Linked DNA regions of Mus musculus: region 2 is linked to region 1. Evidence: chromatin contacts called from ENCODE Hi-C or POLR2A ChIA-PET data. All regions are on one chromosome and are shown on one strand. Each heading gives the region's core, a stretch centred on a gene start or an enhancer-like site at or near the end of the contact. The rest is flanking DNA. Distances are from core to core; before and after follow the strand shown. Region 1 overlaps Gbf1 (golgi-specific brefeldin A-resistance factor 1). Region 2 holds the start of Pitx3 (paired-like homeodomain transcription factor 3).

Region 1 (2,526 bases), core at 13-2,512:
GTAGAGGACTTGGGTTTAGCTCTCAGCTCCCATGTGACAGGTTCCAATTTTCAGACTTTTATGGGCACTGTGCACATATGGTACACATACAAACATAAAATTAAAGGAGTGTTTTAACCAGGCAGTGGTGGTGTACTTTAACCCCAGCACTTGGGAGGCAGAAGTGGGCAGATTTCTGAATTTAAGGCCAGCCTGGTCTACAGAGCCAGTTCCAAAACAGCTAGGGCACAGACAAAGAAACCCTGTTTCAAAAAAAAAAAAAAATTCCACTCCCCCAAAAAGAACATTTAAAAGGGTTTAGTTGAGTTCATTGAGAAATTGTCCATAAGCTTTTAAAACCTATAAGGTTTGGAAATACCCCTGTCCCTTGAAGATGATTGAATGATTAGAAAATCGTTCCCTATTCTCTTTTTCTGTCACCTTTCCTTCCATCTTACCTACATTTCCCCTGTACTTTCTTATATTACCTTTACGGATCTCATTAACATACTGTACATCTTAGAAAAGAGATACAGGATTGCTTTTGACTATCTTTGCTATCAACAATAGGTTACAGATATGAGGGTGACTTTTGTAACCCTTGTCAGGTATTGGTCATATTTTCTTAAGAAAACCCTGTCCATTTAAAAGCAAGAAAAAGATAGATAAGGACAGAAAAGCAGATAGAGATGTAGATAGTAAGGAAGAACAGATAGAGGCAAAAGCAAAGGACTTGGGATAGGAGACCTGCAGTGGGAGAGAAGCACTGAGAATGCAGAGCCCTGAACCAGGAAGCAGGAGTCAGGTCTAGTTTGGGTTTTCCCTTTCAGTAGTGTGTTATAAGGTAGGATGAAGTGGGGCGCATGAAACATTCCCATGAGTTATTCATTGGATCTGCCTACTCAGAACTGAAGAGATCCCTCTATAATACAGTGACTTGACAGACTGATCCTAGTGGGTTAAGGTGGAAGAAAATATTAAGTGATGTGTCTTGGCTGGCTAGCATCAACAAGGTTATTTTTAACTTTCCTTTTCAGTCTTTTCATTGTTCGTGCTCCCTCACTAGCTACTATGAGAGCAGTCAAAATTAGCAACTACATAAAATGAAGTTCCTCTTGTCTCCCCAGTCACTTCCAAAATAAACAGGGAGTAGTAATACTGTCCGTATTTTGTCTCACTTTACTCTGAGGGCTAGCAATAGAGGAAGCATGGATTAGTGTGTAGTGATTTCTAGGCTCTGTCCTCTGGACGAATTCCCCTTTGAGAGCTCTAGCTGAGTGACAGGACCATGTGGCAGGCAGGAGTGCAGCTGGAGGTCTATCACGGGCACATTTGGGTTGGGTAAATATAGTAGGAGCAGGATGTCAGTGTGGGAGATGGATTGTTCTGGGAAAGGAAGTGTTGTCTTTCCTCTGAGAAACAATTTCCTGTACTTCTGGGAATTTTGCTTTCTTCTTCTTCTTCTTCTTCTTCTTCTTCTTCTTCTTCTTCTTCTTCTTCTTCTTCTTCTTCTTCTTCTTCTTCTTGTTCTTCTTCTTGTTCTTCTTCTTCTTCTTCTTCTTCTTCTTCTTCTTCTTCTTCTTCTTCCTTTTGAGGGCAGAAGAAGAGTTGGCAGGGGTTGGATACACTTGCTGAATTCTGTCTCTGGCTGTCTGTCTCTTCCTACATTTGAAATTGGGTGTAAAAATCAGATCTATTTCAAAAGTTAGGAAATAGACCCAATAAATAGCCATAATTTTTTTTACAGTTATACAAACCCTTACCTGCTTAAATTCTCTTTTAAAAAGTAACCATTCTTTCCTCAAACCAGACAGGTTGAGAGGCAAAAATAACCATACAAAGAAAATGAACTCTATTGAAAGTCAGACATGAAGCAGCAGCTGGCAGGAAACAGCTGGGGTGTTTCTGGGCGCTAGACTCTACCCCAGACCTTAACTCTTCAAGCTCTTCGTTATCTGAGCTGCTTAGAAGGCTGCCTACCTAGCAACACTCTGCATAAAAAACCTAAATCTATGAGAGATTATATATTACAATTAAATAGAATTTCATGAATTATAAATCATTTTTGCATCTAAAAATTCTTTGACTGGGGGCAGGGCTTAGTTGGTAAAGTGCTTGCCTAGCATGCATTGAACCCTTGTTTCCATTCTCAGCACCACAATAGAACACTGGTACACCCCTATAATCCTAATGCCTGGGAGGTGAAGGGAGGAGGGTCAGAAGTTCAAAGTCATCCTTTGCTATAATAGCAAATTCAAGGCCAACCTCGGCTATGGGAGCCTTGCCTCAAATCACAAAATGTATGAGTAGTGTTGCTAAGAATGTATGCATATGTGGGTTTTAGTACCTGTTTTCAGTTTTTTTTGGGTATGTACTTTGGAATGGAATGGCTAGGTCATGTGGCAATTCTATGTTTGCCAAATGATTTTCCTTCTTTTCCTTTACATTCTCAGAAGTACAGAAGGATTCCAATTTCTCTATATTTTTGCCAATACTTGTTGTTTTAAGTATGCTGGATGTGGTGGTTTGAATAGGTGTGGCTTCCAT
Region 2 (2,526 bases), core at 20-2,519, 38 kb before region 1:
TGGAATTAGGGTTAGAAAGAAAGAAAGAAGGCCTAACAGTTGACTTCGAGTTTGTGAGGGGACTGAGCCCCTCGGAGGCTTGTGAGTGGCCTGCGGCTGCTGCACCCTGTAGCTTAGTCTTCCCTTTGTAGGGCTTAGTCTTTCCTCAGTTTGGATTGGGGAAGTCTACTGATGCCCTGATCTCTTTGAGCTGGAGCGGGGGTTGTCTTGCAGAGGAACCCTGCCCCAAGGCCGTGCTGCACCCTTTACTCTCCCAGCTCCTTTCAGGCCCAAACGGGCAGGAGAGGCAAAATCAAGTTTGAAAACTGGGAGCTGGGATTTCAGGGGACCCACCGAGCCGACCCCATGGCACATAACGCAGCTGGGCAGGCGCTGCCGGATAGGTGGACATGCCAGTCGGCCAGGGACATTCCGTTCACCACTGCTGGACACATCGTCTGCTCCCCAGAGAGACCCACTTTGCCGCCCCAAGCGTTCTATCCGTTCCAAACCCCACGTGCCGCTGACATTCTGTCCGATTCCGAGGAGGCTCCAGATCTGGACCCTTCCAGATCCAAACGGCCCACGACAGACCTGCCAGTCGTGTCGCGTTGTGCTGGCAGCTTGGGCCCTGTAGCTCGCAGCGGCCATCTGACCCAGTAGCGACTCTCGCAACAGGGCTCCAATTCCAACTGCGGAGCAGCTGGGAAGGAAAGCATGAGCTACTACGCGCACCCCTACTTCCAGACGCTGGAGTCTGTCTAAGCCTGGGCCAAGTGGCGCTGCGAGCCGCCTGTTGCCCTTAGGCTGAGCGACCGCTGCCCTCTCCTCAGTTGGCTACCCTTATCACCTTCTGGCCCTTGCCGCTTGCCCCTAGATTTCAAGGTGCTCTCTGGTAAAGGTTTCCAGACTACCCACTCTGTGGTTCGTGCAGTTCTTCGGCTTCTCTCTGAGTCCCCTAAATCTCTTCTCAGTCCCCCACGTCCTTCCTCAGAGTTTCCCTTCTCCCATGTCCCAGCCCCGGGGCTACTATACGCCTTTTCCCTTTTGACCGATTCCCCAAACACCAGAGTTCAACCGCCCCAGGTTTCCTTTTAGGAGTCCCAGGACCAGCCTTGGTCCCTCGGTCCCCTGAGCCCCTATTCCCTGCATGGTCAAGTACTCACAGTGCGTCCCGCAGCAGGCAGACTCCGGGTGGTGGCTGTGGCGGCGGCGTTCTGGAGCGCAGGCAGGGGCCAGGGGCCAGGCACCCTGCGGGGTGGGGGCCGCCCCCCTGCTCTGGGGCGGCCGCTCCGCTGGGCTCTCCCAGGCTAGCGGAGGAGAGAGTGAGTCTCACAGTGCAGTGCCACCCCCCGCCGGCGCCCATTCACTTTATGGCAACCCAGGGCGCCCCCAGCCCGCCGCAGCATGCCGCGCGCCCCAGGCCCGCCCCTTTCCAGATGCGCCGCCCTTGCTCCTCCCTTTCCAGCTGTGAACCTTTAGGCCCCACCTTAGTGGGAGGGGTCCTGCCACCCGGCAGCCAAGAACTCCGCCCCTATGGCCAATCAGAAGCGTTTGCCATCCACTGAGCAACGCCCCCTCCCCACGTGGCCCGGACTGCGCTCCAGCTGGGACTCTCGGGTTCGGCAAAGCTAGCAAAAGTACGGTGGTCCGTGTCGCCCCTGAGTCCAGCCCGAACTGTGGCTAATTGAGGCCTTGGGCTCTCCCCGGAGTCACGAGAAGCAGTGCCGGGGGAGACGGCTGCAGGACCGTCAGGCGGGACAGAGAACCCGGCTGTCGGGTCTCAGCTCCCACACTTTGCTGCCGCTCGTTTCGCCGATTTTCTCCACTTGTCGCTGTCTGTCTTTCCACTCTTTTGTCTCTATTCCAGTCCTCGTGCGCCTTCCTTTTTTCTTCTGACCACCGCTTTGCTCCCTACTCTATCACTTCGAAAGGCTTTCTTTTTTAAAGACCACCCCTCCTTTCCATCCTATCTTTCTCTCCTTAGCTATCTCTATTTTTTTTTTTCTCCCCTAAAGAAGATAACTTGGAGAAAGCAGGATTTGGAACGAGAGAAATCAAAGTGGTATACAGCAGCATCTTCCCTCACTCACTGACCTTGGACAAGTAACAACGATGCCTCCCTGGCTTCCAGTGGCTGTCTGGCCTTGTGTGCTTCAAAGGTGTGAGCACTCGGCCTCTCACGCTGCAGTTATCAATTTGCCTGGGCTGTGCTTTCCTGGCCTCAGCCGTGTCGTGTTTCCCACGACAACAGATTTGGTCCTGTGGGTAAGGGTAGCGTTGGCGTTTTTGGATTAAGTGTTTGCAAGGGACAGGACAGGTGTCCAAGGAGTATGACAGGCGGGTTACTTAGTGCCCCTGAGAGTCCTTAAGCCCCGTGCAGTATGCTCCAAAGATGAATCTAAGCATACGTATCAATTTTTAAAGCACGATAGTTCTCTTTACTGCCTTCAGGAGAAAGTCAAAGTTTCCTAATGTGGCATATTTGATCTTCAGGACCTGAACTTCCAATCCCCCCTTCAATAGAGTCTTGCTCTGTAGCTCTCT

The links. Hi-C counts contacts between places; a loop is a spot of excess contacts on that map. ChIA-PET counts read pairs that join two places held with the same protein, here RNA polymerase II (POLR2A).
Region 2: a map of heart shows a loop between it and region 1 (1.9-fold over the local background). The contact joins the promoter of Pitx3 here to the enhancer-like site in region 1. A Hi-C loop is called at or near these places in 5 of 37 maps with a recorded cell type or tissue (T-helper 17 cell, gastrocnemius and heart). POLR2A ChIA-PET finds 5 or more read pairs at or near these places in 2 of 5 experiments (both embryonic stem cell).

The regions. Positions count from the first base shown.
Region 1 is chr19:46,185,534-46,188,059 of GRCm38, forward strand. The region is part of intron 3 of Gbf1 (golgi-specific brefeldin A-resistance factor 1); the gene reads left to right. Among named protein-coding and RNA genes, the nearest start is that of Gbf1, 34 kb to the left of the region's middle. Within about 2 kb of position 1,263, at least 1 of the 3 ENCODE cell types and tissues checked has a DNase peak (open chromatin) inside an H3K27ac peak, as active enhancers do; it is heart, where a contact is called at or near this core.
Region 2 is chr19:46,147,056-46,149,581 of GRCm38, forward strand. Pitx3 (paired-like homeodomain transcription factor 3) reads right to left here and starts at 1,270. Exons shown (of 4, transcript NM_008852.4): 1 at 1,146-1,270.